2 separate regions of the Homo sapiens genome follow, and region 2 is linked to region 1. A link is an interaction called in ENCODE POLR2A ChIA-PET data of the cell type or tissue named here. Cell type or tissue: Panc1. All regions are shown on one strand. Each heading gives the region's core, and the rest is flanking DNA. Links, peaks and the distances in the headings are about the cores only. Region 1 overlaps LCMT1 (leucine carboxyl methyltransferase 1). Region 2 overlaps ARHGAP17 (Rho GTPase activating protein 17).

Region 1 (2,500 bases), core at 1-2,500:
TCTCAGATCAACTCACTCTCCCTTTCTCCGGATACTTAATTCAGACATTTTCCCCTTTCTTCAGACTTCTGATTTACCCCACTCCTTTTTCATTCTCAAGATAATATCAGCTATTGCTCAACATGGAAAATGGGAACCCTTAGAATGAAACTCCCTTAACCTCCCCCAGAAACTTTGTTTGTTTTGTTTTGAGAGGGAGTTTGGCTGTTGTTGCCCAGGCTGGAGTGCAGTGGCGCGATGTTGGTTCACTGCAACCTCTCCCTCCCGGGTTCAAGCAATTCTCCCACTTCAGCCTCCCGAGTAGCTGGGACTACAGGTGCCTGCCACCACACCCGGCTAATTTTTGTATTTTTAGTAGAGAAGGGGTTTCACCATGTTGGTCAGGCTGGTCTCGAATGCCTGACCTCAGGTGATCCACCTGCCTCAGCCCCTCAAAGTGCTGGGATTACAGGCATGAGCCACCACGCCCAGCCTTCCCCCAAGAAATGTAATCATCCTTTTTCACTTTTACAGTTGTGAATTCCTCCAATAAAGACCACCAGAAACACACCTGTAGTTAAACAAGCTGGGTTTATTACTTGTTGCAAGGAGGGAAGACTCACACTATGAGGAGCTGTGGGGCACATCAGTAAGAGAGTGTTAGACCTTTAGGATATGGGCTTTGGCTGGGTGATTTGGGGGAGGGTCAAGGGATTTTCTCTGTGTTGAGTACTGAAAGCAGGTGGGAAAATTCTATCCAGTAGCTCTGTCTTTTCTAGAAGGAGATTTGGCTGGAGTAAGGCTAAAGCTGTAACATGTAAAGAAGCCACAGTCACTTCTATCAGCTGGGAGAAAGAGATGTCTGGTATTCCGTGGGTGGCACAGTGACCTTGCTTTTTTCTCTGCTTAGACAAAATGATGAGGTGGTCTCGTTTCATCTCCTGTCATCAGTGGTGCAGAGTGCCCTTGTGTGGGTGGTCTGCGCGATTGTTTATGTCCAACAGGAGAACAACATGGCCTTCCTATGGGTGCCAGCCAGCTTCCAACAACATTAGGGCCTGGCCCACAGCACCAGACCAGGTCCTGGAGGTCAGTGCCACTCTTCTCTTTTCCACAGTGGAGGAGGTGTTAAAGAGATAAACTGGTAATCCTAGCACTTGGAGAAGCCAAGCGGATCACTTGAGCTCAGGAGTTCAAGACCAGCCTGGGCAACATGGAGAAACCTCCTCTCCACAAAAAAAAAAAAAAAAAATACAAAAAATTAACCAGTGTCGCGGTGCATGCCAGTAGTCCCATCTACTTTGGGGCTGGTGTGGGAGATCACTTGAGCCCAGGAGGTCGAGGCTGCAGTGAGCTGAGATTGTGCCACTGCACTGCAGCCTGAGTGACAAAATGAGATCCTGTCTCAGAAAACAAAAAAAAGAGATAAACCAGAAACTGGGGTTTGCCAGGCAGAAGACAGTAGCAGGAGCAGAGGCATGGAGACTGGAGTAGAGTGGTGTATTAGGTGAACTTGACAGAGAGTAGGGAGTGGGTAGCAGGTTAGAATTTAGAAAGCTGCTCAGGCAGTGAATCGTGGAAGGTCCCAAGGAGTATGGGTTTTATCCTAAGGGATTTTGAGTGCAGAACTGATATGATCTTGGTTTGTGTTTTAGAAAAATTCCTAGCAGCTGTGTGGGAGAAGGGTTGGTGACACAAGGGACATCTTCCTCTCTTTTCCACAACCATAGCCCTTGCTTGGCTCTCCTGACTCACCTGATCTGTTGCAGTGCACTCTTACCTGCTGGCCAGGGTGATTGTCAGGATCGCAAATCTTATTCTGTCACTCACCTAAAAACCTTTTGATTCCCCATCAGCTGCAAGGTAAACATCTGCACTTTGTTGTGTGACATATATACTGTACCTTTTCATGATCTGCTCACTCTAGCCTGATAGGCCGCCGGCTGGACATCTCCACTTGGATGTCCCAGTATTACCTCCAGTTCACTATTTCCAAAACTGCTTCATATCAGCTCCTCGTGTTCTCCCTGCCATTCCCAACCTGAAACTCAGTGAATGGTGCCATGGTTTATTCAGTTCACAAGTTAAGGCCTGGTGCGGTGGCTCACACCTGTAATCCCAGCACTTTCGGAGCCGAGATGGGTGGATCACCTGAGGTCAGAAGTTTGAGACCAACCTGGCCAACATGGTGAAACCCCATCTCTACTAAAAATACAAAAATTAGCTGGGCGTGGTGGTGTGCGCCTGTAATCTCAGCTATTGGGAGGCTGAGATGGGAGAATCGCTTGAACTGGGGAAGTAGAGGTTGCAGAGTACTGGGATCGTGCTACTGCATTCCGGCCTGGGCGACAGAGAGAGACTCCGTCTCAAAAAAAAAAAAAAAAATTTGACATCATCTTGGAACTGCCCCTTTATTTTCCCTCTTGTGCAGTCACCCAGACCTGTTAACTTTTATCTGCTAAGTATTTAGGGGATGAGGGAATTATTTGGCTAAGTAAGGAAAGGAATCAACTTTCCTTAA
Region 2 (16,843 bases), core at 6,913-9,412, 130 kb before region 1:
TGACCTCAAGTAATCCGCCCACCTTGGCCTCCCAAAGTGCTGGGATTACATGCGTGAGCCACCGCGCCTGGCGTGAAGGAAATTTTTAAAAGAGAAAGAAAAAGTATGTTTCAGCTCTGAACAGTGAAGGGAGTCAGGGGAAGGCTGTCAATGAACCGGAAATTCAGAACAGGGATTGTATGATCTTGGCCGGGAACCAATGCAAGAGCAGGAAAAGCTCTTGGGCCAGAAAGTAAATGAGACCCCTAGAATGACCTCGAAATGCTGCTAAGCTCAGAGTAGTGCCAACTGTGGGCAAGGGAAAGAAGCGCACAGCTCCTCCAGTCTACACTTAAGGCAATGGCACGTTAGCCAGAACAGGGCATTGCCATGGGGGATTCTAACACTTGTCATCATGGCACTGTCCCAGTCAACCTGGAGATGCCTACAGGGTGGCTCACTCACCAGTTTCTGCAGGAAACTGGAATGCTGACCTGACTCAAATACTTCCCAGGGCCAGAGGATCAGGGCCTAGAGACAAAGCCAAGGCCCCAGCTTCCAGAGGCAGCCAATTTTCAACTCTATGAAAAGGTTCCACCAGCAACAGGCCAACATATGCTACCCTAGACCTTGCTTGGCAAGCAAGGTGCCAGGCATTGCTGAAGAGCCAAACACAGGTAGTCATACCAGTTAGGGAAGGGAAGCAGGGCCCCAGCTGACCATGAGGTCAAAGAACCAGACTCAAAAAGAAACCTGACAGTCAGCCTAGCAAGAACACACCTGGCATGAGATCGTCATAGTTTCACCATTAGACGCCCCCATTCCTCTCGCCAATGCCTCATCCCTCCTTTAGCAAAATGCCACCAGGGAATGGGTAACTTTTGCCTTTCTTCCCTAGCCAAAACCCCCAAATCTGGACAGGGCCCTGTATACCTCTCACAGAATCCACCTCAACTCTAAAATGACTTCCTTCTGTAAGTACGAGTATACACAGAGAAGTCTCAAGGCCTATTAAAATTTTCACAAGTTCAAAAAAAGAGATTCAACCTGAGAATCAGAACAAATATGTCCTTTTTCAGAGCAAATTATTTTTTAAAAAATAACAGAAGAAGAGAAGAACTTGCTCTACAATCCCAATGTGGGCTATAAGCAGATGTGGGAAAGTTAGTAATAGCTCAGAGGTATGCTAGAGCCAACTCAGACCAACCAACCATGTGCATCTTCTCCCAACTCCTTGCTCAGTAACCTCACACTGGTACTTGAAATCAAAAACATAAACAACTGCAAACAATTCAAATAGGAGCTTGGCAGTTGTTAAACAGTTATGAGCACAGTGCTGCAACAGCCACAAAGAAAATAAAGCAAACATAAAAACGAGGCAAGTATTAACTTCAGGAAAAACAAAAAGTCCACTGGAAACATAAAGATAGTCATAGTAACTAGTATGCTCAGCTGCAAATAATTGATTGGACATAATATAAATATCAAATAGTAATACAATGAAAAATTATAACTGTATTGAAAGGATGGGGGGAGCAGAAGCAGAGGGAAAGGGCCCTAAACCCTCATTTATCAGAACAGAAAGTCAACAGACAGTAACTAATTTGATAACCCAAACGATAGTTTACACATATTACTTATAATTATGAATATGAATAAATGTCACAATAAACTGTTAATATTTCAAAGTAGTTGCTTCTGGAGTTGGGAAATCTCAGAGAGTAGGGAGTGAACCCACCGTATTTTGTGGTAAGTCTTTTACTATATTATTTGACTTTTTAAACTACATGAATCACAGTTTTGAGGTTTTTTAAAAATAGCATGTTACTTACACTTTTAAGTAGCATGCTTGATTGATATGGCCAGGGGTGAAGTGTGCCTAACTTAAAGAATTGGTCCAATGTCAAGCTCTACAAATGCACAACAGAAAACATACCTCAGAGTATCTAAAATGTAAAGAAAATCAGTGTATTTCCAGCCATTTTTTTCAAATTAACTGGACCCTCTGCTTTAGAGGTACTTTACATGAAAAGGTCTGGAGGCTGAAAACTATATTGAATATATTATATGAAAATGTTAATGTACTGTTTAAAAAGAAATTTCCCCTTTGTTTCCTGTGTTTGTGGAGGCTATATATATATTACATTAATAAAATCAATTTTAGATTTGCAGGCTTAGATTTTTTTTTTTTAAATCAATTTTAGAGGTTGGGGGTGGTGGCTCACGCCTATAATCCCAGCACTTTGGGAAGCCAAGGTGGGTGGATCACTTGAGGTCAGAAGTTCAAGACCAGCCTGGTCAACATGGCAAAACCTCATCTCTACTAAAAATACAAAAATTAGCCAGATGTGGTGCCACACACCTGTAGTCCCAGCTACCTGGGAGGTTGAGGCACGAGAATTGCTTGAACCTGGGAGGCGGAGGTTGCAGTGAGCCAAGATCGTGCCACTGCACTCCAGACTAGGCAACAGAGCAAGACTCTGTCTCAAAAAAACAAAAAAAAAATGTGTAGAAAAAAATCCAAACCCAACTAGAGATTAAAAGTGATCTATAATTGGGAAGAATTACTTTTAAGTGACAAATCATGACTATGGAGTATAATACACAAACTGGAATGGCTCCCTCACACAAAGATTCTTTGCTGGCCTGTGGACTCTCCATCTTAATTTTCAGGCCTTGGTACTGTCTCCATCTATTCCAATAATGTGGTCCAAATGACCTGATCTCCCTCATCACTGTGACTGGTCCAAGCCTTGGTGCTTCCTATCGTGAACTGTTTTGCAGTGTTCACCTTTACCAGAGATATGGAAAGTCCAGCAATTATTCCACTATCGGCCAAGGTGCCCATTCAATAGGCCATTCAATAGGCCATGTACGTAGGCCACAGAAATGTGCTGGTTTTTTCTGAGAAGTGTTATCTTTGGTTGAGTTTTTGTAATTTATTAAAGCAAGGCAGGGGGCAAGAGACTGAATTCGTCAAGACATCTATAGACAAAAAAAAAACAGTAGACAAAGTGATCCAATCATAAAAAATAATACTTGATAAATCATATATATATATATATATATATATATATATATTTTTTTTTTTTTTTTTTTTTTTTTTGAGACAGGGTCTCGTTCTGTCACCCAGGCTGGAGTGCAGTGCCACAATCTCAGATCACTGCAATCTCTGCTTCTTGGGCTCTAGTGATACTCCCACCTCAGCCTACCAGGTAGCTGAGACTACAGGCATACACCACCACGCTCAGCTAATTTTTCTATTTTTAGTAGAGACAGGGTTTCACCATGTTGGCCAGGCTGGTCTCAAATTCCTGAGCTCAAGCGATCTGGCTGCCTTGGTCTCCCAGAGTGCTGGGATTATAGGCATGAGCCACCGTACGCGGCCAGATTTTTTTTTTTTTAAGACAAGGTTTTGCTCTACCTCCCATGCTGAGTGCAGTGGCCTGATCACAGCTCACAGCAGCCTTGAACTCCTAGGTTCAAGCTATCCTCCCACCTCAGCCTTCCAAGTAGCTGGGACGAGAGATGCGCACCATCATGCCCAGGTAATTTTTAAAATTTTTTTTATAGAGATGGATTCTCACTACATTGCCCAGGCTGGTCTCAAACTCCTGAGCTCAAGCCATCCTCCCGCCTCCAACTCCCAAAGTGCTAGGCGTGAGCCACTGCGCCCAGCCTAGATTGTTTTGAATCAGACATTTTGCTCCATGTTCCTAAACTTTTTGTATATGGGTTTTTTCTGCTTTGTCAGAGCCTTCTTTGTGTCCAACGTTCTGGGCTTGAAAACACACTTGAATGTTTCCTGTCTGCAACTGGAAAAACAATACGAATCAGGAAGGAACTTCCCACTCGCCATTTTACTCTGGGGTTTGTTTTTTCCTATGAAGCTATTCTGCAATTTTACTAGTCACTCAAGCAAGGCTGATACCAGGCAGGATCTTTAATTTACTTTTTGGTAAAGCACAGATTTTCTCCTCGTAATTCTCAAAGCAGCAGTGCTGCCCAGGCCTTCATAGTGCCACTTTCCCTTGACCTGGTGTGGCAATGTCCAACCCTGCAGTGTGGCTAATAGGATGTTTCACTGAGCTCACTTGCCAGGCAAGGAGAAAACAGAAATGTTTTCAATCTGGAGTAGTTCACTGTACCAAAAAGACAGAAGATGCTCAGACCAGGTGAGAGTCAAAGGAAAATTTCCAATTGGTCTGATATTTTCCATCTCTAATCATGGATTTCTGGTAGTTTCCTTCATAAAACATGTACTATGGGAGCCAGGGACTCCCAAACCATGGACACGAATGCTCAAGTCCCCGCGATCAATGCAGGCTGTGGTCTTCCAAACAATGAGCACTACCGTCCTCCTCCCTGCTAGACAGCAGGTTCCATGAGGGCAGAGAGAGAGCTCTAAAGTCATCACTCCTCCCCAGCGGCAAGCTCAGCACCTTCCTGCCACTTAAATACATACTGAGGCCGGGCGCAGTGGCTCACGCCTGTAATCCCAGCAGTTTGGGAAGCCAAGGCAGGCGGATCACGAGGTCAGGAGATCGAGACCACGGTGAAACCCCGTCTCTACTAAAAATACAAAAAAAAAATTAGCCAGGCAGTGGCAGGCACCTGTAGTCCCAGCTACTCGGGAGGCTGAGGCAGGAGAATGGTGTGATCCCGGGAGGCGGAGTTTGCAGTGAGCTGAGATTGAAATTGCGCCACTGCACTCCAGCCTGGGCGACAGAGCAAGACTCCGTCTCAAAAAAAAAAAAGAAATACACACTGAATGAATGAATGGATGTCTATCACATCTTTGGGAAAAAGGACATTCACAATGTCAAACAAAATCCAATAAAACTAGGTTGAAAAGCAGCCATAGGTGTATAGAACTGCCTTCCACAGTAAAATCCATAATGACTAAAATTGAAATGTGATATTACCTTTCAAGGTTAATCTTTTTATAAAATGGGAAAAAAAACCACAGTTGAAAATAAAAAAAAAATGTCTGTAGGGGGAGGCAAAATCCAGTTTTAAAAATTTTATGTTAAAAGAGGAGTGAAAGCCATTCCTCCAATCCCATATCCCAAAGGGTACTGTTACGAATTTGTTATATATCCTTCCCAATTTGTTTTCTAAATTTAAACTAGTGCTTCTCAACTGGAGGCAACTGTGTCCCCAGAGGACATTTGGCAATGTCTGGGGACATTTGTGGTTGTCATGATGGGAGATGCTACTGGTCTCTGTAGGCTAGAGGCCAGGATGCTACTGACTATCCTAAATGCAACCCCACACACACACACACACACTAAATAATATAAAGAATTATGAACAAGGAATGATCCAGCCCTGGATTTGTTTCCTATTGCTGCTGTAACAAATCACCACAAACTCAGTGGCTTGAACAACACAAGTATATTATATCACACTTCTTGAGTTCAGCACTTCCAACCAGGTCTCCCTGGACTACGATCAAGGTGGCAGCAGGGCTGAATGCCTTCCTGGACATGCAAGGGGAGCATCTGCTTCCTCGCCCTTTCCAGCTTCTTGAGTCTACCGCATTCCTTGGCCTCCTCCTGCACTGTCAAAGCCAGTATGGTTCACTCTGGGCCTCTCTGCCACAGTCACCTCTTCCTCTGACTCTGCGACCTCCCTCTTCCACTGCTAAGGACCTCTGTGATTACACTGGGCCCACCTGGCTAGTCCAGGCTAATCTCCCTTTCCACTGATTAGAAATTTTAATCCCATCTCCAAACTTAGTCCCCCTCTGCCATGTAATCTAAGACATTCAGAGATTCTGGAGATGGGGATCTGGACATGTTTCGGGAGGGCAGAGCATTATTCTGCCTACTTCAGGTCCAAATGTCAACAGTGCCAAGGCTGAGAAGTGCTGATTTCAAAGGACACACATACACACACATACGTACACACACATACATGCACACCCATACACACACACACAGATGCACACAGGTAGATAGAGACACGAGGGGCATTTTTACACGTCAGAATACAGATGTACAACTCCACCACCTCCCTTTTTATGCCTGTACATTAACCTATTCTGTGGATATACCATGTTCTACTTAACTGCACGAAAGCAAGGCAGCACCACCAAACCCTCCAGCCTCATATTCAATCTAATTGAACTGTGGACTGAAGACAGTTGAAGACCGTCAAACCTCCACATCACAAACGGTTCCTCCAAGGCTGTAGGGATCTACTTGAGCCTTCATAATAGCCAACAGTAGCAGCCATATTTGCTGGGTGCTTTCTATGCCCCAGACACTGGGCTGGCACTTACATCTACTCTAATTCTCACATCAACCCTATTGGGTAGGAACCACTATTTCCCCCATTTTACCTATAAGGAAAGTGAGGTCTTGAAAGGTAACTTGCCTAGGACCCCAGCACTAATAAGTGGGATTGTGGGATTCAAACCCAGAGGGCCTGACTAGCAAGGCCTACACTTAGTTTATCTAAACCAGGGGTCAGCAAACTATACCCGCAGGCTCAATCTAGCTCACCGCCCATTTTTTATGTTCAGAAAGCTCAGAAGAATGGTTATTTTAAAATGATTGGAAAAAAACAAAATAATAATATTTGGTAACACATGAAAATTTTATGAAATTCACATTTCAGTGTATTACAGAAGTTTCACTGGAACACAGCCAGGCTCATGCATTTGTGTGCTATCTATGGCTGCTTTTGAGCTTCAACAGCAGAACTGAGTTGTTGCGAAAGACATCACCGTATGACCTGCAGAGCTCAAAATATTTGTTATCCAGCCATTTACAGAAAATGCTGGCCAACCCCAGGTCTCTATTAGTAACTCTTGCAGGATGTGGTGCAAACCTTGATAGCTAACTTTTTAGAATCACTTTGAGGATGGGTGAGGCTGGGCTGGAGGTGTATTTTCTCTTCCTCGACATTCTGCCTCATAGGCAAGCAGCAGCTGCCAAAATGAACAGGGGTGGCTGCCTCTGATAATTCAGTCCAAATGCGGAGGCACAGCCCAGTGCTGGTGACACTGGTGACAGGAAGAAATCAGAAGTTATGTCCCTCCTGCACCTACGCACCTCCATCCACTCACCTCCTCAAAAACACTGAAGTATTTTAATCACTGTTTGCTTTCTGGTCTCTACTGATAAACATATTTCGGGACAAGACCTAAATAAACACAGTTCTCTACCCAAGAGTTCAGCAACAATAAACATTTCAGGCTTGCAGACCATACTGTCTCTATGTAATGACTCAGCTTGCCACTGCAGCACAAAAGCTGCCACAGACATTGTATAAATGAACGGACCTGGCTGTGCCCCAATAAACCTTTATTTATGGACACTGAAATGTGAATTTTGCCTAATTATCGTACGTCATGAACTACTGTTCCTCTTTTAATGTTTTCAAGTATTTAAAAATGCCAAAACCATTCTGAGCCTGCAGCAGCCGCATTTAGCCCACAGACCAGAGTTTGCTGACCCCTGATCTATGTACAAGTGAAGTCCATTTTCCCATGAAACTTCAATCCTTTTTAATCACTTCCCAAATCCAAATTCTTCTTACTCAGAAGGGGGATTTCTACGTTTTCCCAACTTGCATTTCAGAGGTTGAGAGACGCTGGCTTTTCAAGACTTTTGCCAAATTGCTCCTTTTCAATCCTTTCAGCCATTCTGGGGCCTTGAGAGCAGGGGCTCATCTTTCTACCACCAAGAGCACCCCCAACCCAAGGATGGCAAATATGTGGCCGAGGCGCCAACACTAGCATCAAACATCAATGGCTCCCACTGCCTCTGGGCTCACAGGGCTGTTGGTTTTTGGTTTACAATTTCACATGAGAGATCACTGTTCTGCTGGCTTTTACACTTGCACACTGACTGATACGTCAATTAAAATGAAAAAATGAAGCATGGAGAGAATTTTTAATGAGCTCATTTTCAATGCTAGTTACCAGGAAATATCTGACGCATTTTTGAGAAATAAGACAGACTGTGACTAATCTACCAAGGATCTGAATATTGTATGTAGGGTAACAACATAAACATTACTGCATGCAACATGATTTGTATTCACAGTGAAATTACAGAGCCCACCCAGGGCTAGGCAGTGGATTTCATTCTGCTGGGAATCTGATTTTGTGCAACACTGTCACCTCCCGTTACAAGTGTTTACAAAATCCACCTGAGCCTCTGAGCCCAGTTTGGATGCAATAGTTTGATTTCATAGTGAGCTGGAGGACTACTGAATGAGTTTTTACTGTTTTATCTCATTAGATTAGCTGTCGTCTTAGATTTCTGGGAAGGAATCTAAAATCTACTTAATTGGATTTTTAAAATAAACGACTCTCTGAAACTTTAAAAATGAAGCAATTTGTTATACCTGCCACAAAGCAGTTTAAAAGCCGTAAGAGAGTTTACAGAACTCTAAAGGGATGTTATTGGGAAAAAATTGTTCCCATGCCTAACACTGAAAAGAAAAAGGATACTTAACGGGGGGAAATGATTCAACAGAAAATATTTTGGCAATGACGTGGGAAAAATAGATCTAATAGTTCTATACTCTGCATTATTTCCCCAAATGATGGTATTTTGCCCATGTATTTACAGCTTCTCTAGGACAGGGTTATAACATTTAATTTTTACTTTAAATGACAATAAAAGCCTTCTCAATCTTAACTTAATCTTGATAATATTATTTGAATTCCAGTGACTAAGATGAACAGTTACATTTTACCCTAAATTGAATTGAGGTTTATCGTTTTCCTGCACATGTAAGCTTACCCACGCAGCGTTTTGTTCGGTCAGTTGGCTTTTTCCCCTCTGGCACATGAAATGGAATCTATTTGCTATCCCTGCTCTAACCACGTGGCCTGTCTCAAAGCTCCACCACCGATTCTTGCTTATAGCAAAATCTGAAAGAAATCTCCCTTCTGCCACCAACCACCTCAACGGCCTCTCAGGCATTCCAAGTGCCTTATTCCCCAGCCTGCTCCAGTCACTCATGGTACCTGCTTGGACCTGGAGGCAGCTGAGTTTGAGATTTTAAAACTCATTTAAGCAGGCAAAAATATGTGAGAAATATTTTGCAAAATATTGCAATGCAGACAGTACATCCACATAGAGCTACTGCCTAAGGGAAAGGAGCTCAGGAGGAGTCCAGTTTACTGCTCTGGTGAGGCAGCCAGAGGCTAGGAGGAGCTGAAAAGCCACACAAAAAGTCTAAAGCAAAAGTGCCCAAGGCCAGGCCACACAATGTCAGGGGCTCCCTCCACACCTGGGCTCTGACTCAGTGCTGTGACTGATGGCTGCTGGGGAGGTGCACAGCGTCTGAAGACAGGTTGTGCAGGCTCCCTTCCAAACTAGGTCAGCACATTTGGACTTTGACAAGCTCATCCCCATAAAAACAGGTTGTAAATGTTAAGTTCTCAGTCCAACTTACAAGGACTCATTTAGCTCACAGATTATCTAAGAGACAGCCCTGGCAGGGGCCTATTGAGTTTTCTGAGCCACTCAGAAAAATAGTAAAAATAAAAACTAGTGGAAAAAGATCTAGGAGGTAACAGTGGTTCTTAACCAGAGCTACACATGACAGTCCTGGAGGCTCTGAAAATAATACAGGTGATGCCACTTATATGAAATGGCCAGAAAACGGGAATCTATAGAGGCAGAAAGTAGATGAGTGGTTGGCTTTGGGGGTGGGGGGAATGGGGATTAACTGTAAAGAAGTATGAAGGCTCTCATTTGGGGTGACAAAAATGTTCTACAATTGGGTTGTGGTGATGGTTACACAACTCTGTAAATTTACTACAAATCATTGAGTTCTACACTTAAAATGAGACATTTTTTGAAATATGTCAGACACAGAAAGATATATACCACATGTTCTCATTCATATGTGGGAGCCAAAAAAAATAACGTCATAAAAGTAGAGAGTAGAATTGTGGTTATTAGAGGCTGGGAAGCATAGGGTGGAGGAGAGATAGGGAGAGGTTAATGGATAGGGATAAATAATTATAGCTAGATGGGAGGAATAAGTTCTAGTATTCTATAGCACTGTAGGGTGAATATGACTAACAATAACTTAGTGTGTATTTTCAAAAATCTAGAAGAGGATTTTGAATGTTCACAATACAGGCACAAACGTTCAAGGTGATGGATACGATAATTATGCTGATTTGATCATTACACATTGTAAACATATCAGAATATCACTCTATATCCCATAAATATGTACAAACATTGCAGCCAACTAAAGATAAAAGGGGAAAATGGGTAAATTTTATGATCTATAAAATATATCTCATAGGTTGGGCACAGTGGCTCATGCCTGTAATCCCGGCACTCTGGGAGGCCAAAGTGGGAGAATCACCTGAGTCCAGGAGTTCAAGACCAGCCTGGGCAAGACAGGGACACCTCCATCTATACAAAAAATAAAAAACTTAGCCAGGCATGGTGGTGCACACCTGTAGTCCCAGCTACTCAGAAGGTTGAAGTGGGAGGATTGTTTGAGCCCAGGAGGTCAAGACTTCAGTGAGCCACGATCGTGCCACTGCACTCCAGTCTGGGCATCAAAGCAAGATCTTGTCTCAAAAAAAAAAAAAATTAAAACAATTAGCTGGGCATGGTGGTGAGCACTTGTAGTCCAGCTACTTAGGAAGCTTAGGTAGGAGGGTCATTTGAGCCTGGGAAGTGGAGACTGCAGTGAGCCAAGATCACACCACTGCACTCCAGCCTGGGCAACAGAGTGAGACCATGTCCCCCACAAAAACACAAATACACACACACCCCTCATAAGGTTGTCAAAAATAATAATACTGATGCCTGGACCCCAACCTAAAACAAATGAATTAGAACCTCTGGAGGTGGGGCTTGGCTTTTTTTTTTTTTTTTTAGCTCCCCAGGCAATTCCCAAGCAAAGAGAACACTGAGAACTGCTGCAAGGAGAAGGTTCAGGTAGCAACAGCTGGCAGGTGGCAGAACGAGCAGCAGGACAGACTAGAAGGGTAGCAGCCATAATGCACTGCAGCACCATAGTCTCCAGGGTCCCTGTGTCCTAGGCCATAAACACATTTCAGAAGGAGCTGATGTGCATGATTCACAACTGGCTTTACGCTGCGGCCTTCACAGACAGAGTAAACTCAGTTGTAAAAAACAGAGTGATACCCAATTCTAAGTTTCACTCTCAGCAAAGGATAAGAATGTAGGATACAGTCAGAACTAAGAGTTAGGGCTCTGGAGTCAAACATACCAGACTTTGAAACCCAAGGCTAGACGTTCACATGTGCACCTTACTAAGAAACATTTCCTCCACTGTGAAATAGGAATAATTATAACCATAAAATTATAATAATGATACCACCACCATAGTGGTTGTTTAGGAACACCATCTCATGTACTTCATTTAACGTGTTTCGTGGCACCTAGTGAGGGTTCATGGAGTGTTAGCTGTTCTGAGAATTACAACAAATAATAACAACCTTCAGATAAATCCCAAGTCTTATCTAAGAATGACCTTTCCAAATTTATCAAGCTGTTCTAGCTTCTCTCTGGAAGAAGTCACAGTCGAGCCTGGACCACACAAAAACAAAAAGCTAGTCAGAGTTAGAGCAGGAGTAGCGCAGGACGTTCAATTAAAACAAAGGGTTGGTTGTGACAACACCGTGTGGGATGGCACCAAAGAGAATCACAGGCAAACAATAAACAGAAACTCAGGGACAGAGTACGTGGAGAGTTAGTAAACCCTGCATCAGAAGCTAACATCTTAAGCTGCTGGGCTTCCCACCACTGCTAAGGAAGCTATAGAAACACCTGCACCAGCAGATCTCAGCTGAGCATGCATTCACAGAGAAGCAAAAGCAAGTCTCCAAGTATAAACCATCCATCCGAGGATGGACTTACTTCAAGAGCCTCAGATTTTAGATATTTGTTCATTCAGACGGTATTTACGGAGTTCCCACTAAATGTCAGGAACTGAGAAAGAAAAAAGGAGACAGAAATGATACAGTCCCCACCCTTGAGGAGCTCATGAGAAAAAAAGGTCTCATCCTTAATGAAAACACTTTGGGGGCACAGATAGAAGAGTGATTAACTGTGTGGCCAGGAAAGCAGGGAAACAGTCCAAGTGGACCTCAGATAAGTCAGGCATGGGGAGAAAAGGTTTGGGGAGGAGTGTGTACATAGTAGGGTACAGAACAGGAGGTGGAGATGTGGCTGCAGAGAAAGGCTTTGCCTGCCATGGAACTCGGGGGCAACAGGGAGCCACTGATGGTTTTTCAGTAATGGAATGGCAACAGGTTTGAGTTTCAGAATGAAAAGTAGAATAGCAGGATGGAAGTAGGAACTCCTGGAGCCCTCTGTGGATATCTAGACGAGAGACAAGAACACAGACCCAGAGCCCAAATAGTCATCCTGGCCAATGACACATAGCTATTTTTTCTTTTTCTTTTTCTTTTTTTTGGAGACAGAGTCTTGCTCTGTCACCAGGCTGGAGTGCAGTGGCACAATCTTGACTCACTGCAACCTCCACCTCCCAGGTTCAAGAGATTCTTGTGCCTCAGCCTCCCGAGTAGCTGGGACTACAGGCGCACGCCACCATGACCGGCTAATTTTTGTATTTTTAGTAGAGATGGGGTTTCACCATGTTGGCCAGGATGGTCTCGATCTCCTGACCTCATGATCCGCCCACCTCGGCCTCCCAAAGTGTTGGGATTACAGGCGTGAGCCACCGTGCCTGGCCCAACACATAGCTATTTTAACAGAAAGAGTACAGTAGAATCTGACTATAAACTACCAACTTGAAAAAAGTACAAGAAAAATTCATAAATACAGTACTCCTGTTCAAGAAAGTAATCAAACATAGAAACTGGAATTGGTGGATCATAACATGTAATCAAAAAAGTTTCTGTTACCGTTTATTTATTTTTTAGAGATGGGGTCTGTCACCCAGACTGTGGAAAGCAATGGTGCGATCGTAACTTATTTTAGCCTCCAACTCCTGGGCTCAGCAATCCTCCTGTCTCAGCCTCCCAAGTAGCTGAGACTACAGGCATACACCACCACACTCATCTAATTTTTGTATTTTTTTGTACAGACAGGTTCTCGCTATGTTGTCCACACTGGTTTCAAACTCCTCGCCGCAAGTGATCCTCCTGCCTCAGTTAAAATCCTTTTTTTGGAGACAAGGTCTAAAATCTTAACGTGCTGGCATTGTAGGCATGAGCCACTGTGCCCAGCCAAAAGAGTTTCTTAACACCAAATTTCCAATACTAAAATTTAAAAAAAAATTAATAGTAATATTTTGCATTTATACATTATTTTCTGTTATGAAAGCACTTTTACCTATATTATTTCATTATAATAGGTTGGTGCAAAAGTAATTGTGGCTTTTCCCATTAAAAGTAATGGGCAGCCGGGCATGGTGGCTCACGCCTGTAATCCCAGCACTTTGGGAGGCCGAGGTGGGCGGATCACCTAAGGTCAGGTGTTCAAAACCAGCCTGACCAACATGGTGAAACCCCATTTCTACTAAAATACAAAAAAAAATTAGCTGGGCATGGTGGTAGGCACCTGTAATCTCAGCTACTCAGGAGGCTGAGGGAGGAGAATCACTTGAACCCAGGAGGCGAAGGTTGCAGTGAGCTGAGATTGCACCACTGCACTCCAGCATGGGCAATAGAGTGAGACTCTGTCTCAAAAAAAAAAAAAAAAAGTAACGGGCAAAAACATGTACCCATACAGGGCAATTTTTATTATCCCTGTTTCGTGGGTGTGCAGGCAGACACCCATTAAGTGAATTACACAATGTGAACCAGTCTTTGAACCTTCAGAAAGAGTACCTTCGAGGCCATGGACCAAAGTTAAATTTCTCTTAAATTTGCAAGCTATGTTCTGACCCTAACTCCGCCACAAACTAACCATAGCATCTAAAAATACATCCCTTAACCTTTCTGCCCCTTACTTTATTTATATTTGCATCAACATTCTCACAGGACTTTTAAGAGACTAGAACAAAATAGCAAAGGAGGGAACATTTTGAAACCTTCCAAACTGGGCTTTGCAAACGTAGGACTGTAACTCCAAAAATGACAAATGTTGCACGGTTTAAACAGGCATCTAGTGCTGAAAATCTGAATAATGGTGGCTCCTCTGGAATTCTACAATAAACACACGTCACAGATGTGGCCCAGGAAGTTCCATGCTTAGCGTGGTGCACAAAATGAAGAAAAAATAGTCACCTGGAAAGTCAGGGCGAGGCAGTTTTTGAGGGATGATGGTAGATTCTGGGTGGGGAACACCCTAAATCTCCACTTGCCCTTTTCTAAGGTCAAAGAAAGGAGTGCCTGATGGATGAAAGGACACTGTAAATACCTTAAAACAGAAATCTGATTGCTTTTTAATGAGGTGTTTTGTCAAAAAAGCTATTCAGGATAAGTAAGCCTTAACTGAGTGGAGCTACACAGCCCATCAACAAATTCAACCACAGGCTGGTGTCATGCATACTTTGCACTAACTTTTCATTTGGTTAGTCACTGAACAAATATTTTCGGGTTCCCTTCCATGAGCCATCATGAGTAAGATAGGGCCCCTGCTCTGCCAGAGCTCAAGGACTATCAAGGAAAATAAGCCATTATACTCCAGTGCAAGGACGGTTCCAACAGGGAAGTGCAGGGTCCCTGGGAGTTGTCACTATCACCACAGCCCACATTTATTGAGCTCATATCACATGCTCAGCACTGTTCCAGGTGCTTTGCAAGAACTGAACTCTACGGGATAAGTATTATTACCCCCGTGTTACAGAGGAAGAAACTGATGCACCCAGGGAACTTAAGCGATTGCCCAGGGTTTCCCACCTAGGCTCTGAATCTCGGCAATATTACTTCAGGGACCCTGTTCTTAACCACCTAATACACACTTTACTTGTATTAACCCACCTAATCCTCAAGACAACCATGAGACTGATACCACTATTATAACCTGTATTAGTCTGTTCTCACATTGCTAATAAAGACATACCCACGTCTCTGTAATTTACAAAGGAAAGAGATTTAATTGACTCAGTTCCGCAGGGCTGGGGAGGCCTCAGGAAACTTACAATCATGGTGGAAGGGGAAGCAAACACGTCCTTCTTCAAATGGCATCAGCAAGGAGAAATGCCGAGCAAAAGGGGGAAAAGTCACTTATAAAACCATGAGATCTCATGAGAACTCACTCAGTATTACTAGAACAGCATAAGGGTAATGGCCCGATAATTAAATTACCTCCCATGGGATCCCTTCCACGACACGTGGGGATTATGGGAACTACAATTCAAGATGAGATTTGAGTGGGGACACAGCCAAACCATGTCATACCCATTTTAGAGATTTAGAAACCTAGGCACAGAGAAGCACATTAAATTGTTGCGGGTTACAGACATGACAGGAGGGGCCTGAATGCAGACCTGGGATATCAGAAAGATATCCTGAAACTGGTGATGGCTTCTGAGACCTACTGGATGAGTTGGAAACCCAGAGGCTGGATAGTACAAGAGCACCCAGGTCAGGGAGAAGAGAGGGAAGAGAGAGCAGGGAGGAGCAGAGGCAGGTGACATGGCTGGGGGAGAACCCCACCCCATTTAAGCTCAGGTACACGGGATCTGCTGAAGATTGTGAGCAAACTTATTTGCTGAATACATAAGTGACTAAATGAAAGTTTTCAGTATCTGGGCCTTGTACTGAGTAGGAGCCAGCGGCAATCCACCACCAGGGTGGGCAGGAGAGCCAAGGGCCAGCCCAATTCTAGGCCATCAGGTGTGCGAACCAAACTGAAGGACTGCGGAAAACACGGAAAGGAACTCTGCCGGACTCTGGGCCTTCAAATGAGTACCAGGCAGCAAATGTAAAAAAAAAAATCTTCAGAAAGGCTGTTACATGCATTTAAACAAAGGAAAACCAGGCTTGGACAATGAACCAACAAATAAAACTGCACTCACTTTACTTCTCTATAGACCAACTTTTTCTTCTCTTTTTTTTAAGAGACCAAGGGCTTTGCTATGTGGTCCAGGTTCACTTCAAACTCTTGGGCTCAAGCAATCCTCCCGCCTCAACCTCTCCAGTATCTGGGACTACAGGTGCAAGCCACCTACTTCTTCATAAGTACACCAGGGATTTCAGCACAATGGTTTTTAACTTCTAAGACTTAAAAAAAATTCCCAACATTTCAGTGAATTTTATTTTTTTGGGGGGGGAGGGAAATAAATATGTCTTCAGTCAACCATCTTAACTAAAATGTCTCCCATAACGTCTTAAATCCCTCTCTGCACTGAAGAATCTTCCTATCATCAATAATTTCAGGAACCTACCAGTGGAGTAACAGTTAAATTTGTTGTGCCATAACATGTTATTATGATAGTTGTATTCCTAAGAATTTACCAATGCTCATATTATAAAATCAACTGATCAAATGGCAGGAGCGAGAGTCTTCTGGGGATGGAGCATTCATAAAAAAATTTCTTCAGCGTTACCAGGCAAATCTAGCATTTCATCATATCTGGACATTGCTCCAACAGGATATTGGTCTTTTGTTATCATCAGAAGCACTCTTAGTAATGAGAACATCTTATGCATGCACATCTCCTTTGCCACCCACAACTCGGAAAGCAGAACAGAAAAACACCCACTAAAGCATGTTCAGAAGGTGCCCTCCCTCTACCCCAAGCAAGGTGCTAGCTCCTTGTAGGTGGGTGAAGTGGCTAAGAGCAAATATGCAGGGAGTCAAAGCCCCGTTCACCACCTAAGAGCGGGGTAATCTCTGTGTCTCCATTTCCTTTCCCGTAAAAATGGAGATATTAAGAATATCTAATTTACAGATTGGAAAGATTGAAAGAGATAATATAAGCAAAGTGC

What was found. Peaks named below come from ENCODE experiments on the same cell type or tissue, not always from the same donor. Only the 100,000 strongest peaks of a DNase experiment are listed, where the experiment ranks them.
Region 2: POLR2A ChIA-PET joins it to region 1 with 10 read pairs; 8 of 35 experiments call an interaction of 5 or more read pairs at or near these places.

Annotation. Positions count from the first base shown.
Region 1 is chr16:25,115,505-25,118,004 of GRCh38, forward strand. The region is part of intron 1 of LCMT1 (leucine carboxyl methyltransferase 1); the gene reads left to right. Among named protein-coding and RNA genes, the nearest start is that of LCMT1, 5.0 kb to the left of the region's middle. In Panc1, for the core only: no CTCF peak of the experiment used is centred there; no DNase peak of the experiment used is centred there.
Region 2 is chr16:24,979,938-24,996,780 of GRCh38, forward strand. The region is part of intron 1 of ARHGAP17 (Rho GTPase activating protein 17); the gene reads right to left. Among named protein-coding and RNA genes, the nearest start is that of ARHGAP17, 27 kb to the right of the region's middle. RefSeq lists an enhancer at 8,511-9,114. In Panc1, for the core only: no CTCF peak of the experiment used is centred there; DNase peaks (open chromatin) are centred at 6,969, 7,193 and 7,960; H3K4me3 peaks cover 2,500 bases; H3K27ac peaks cover 2,500 bases.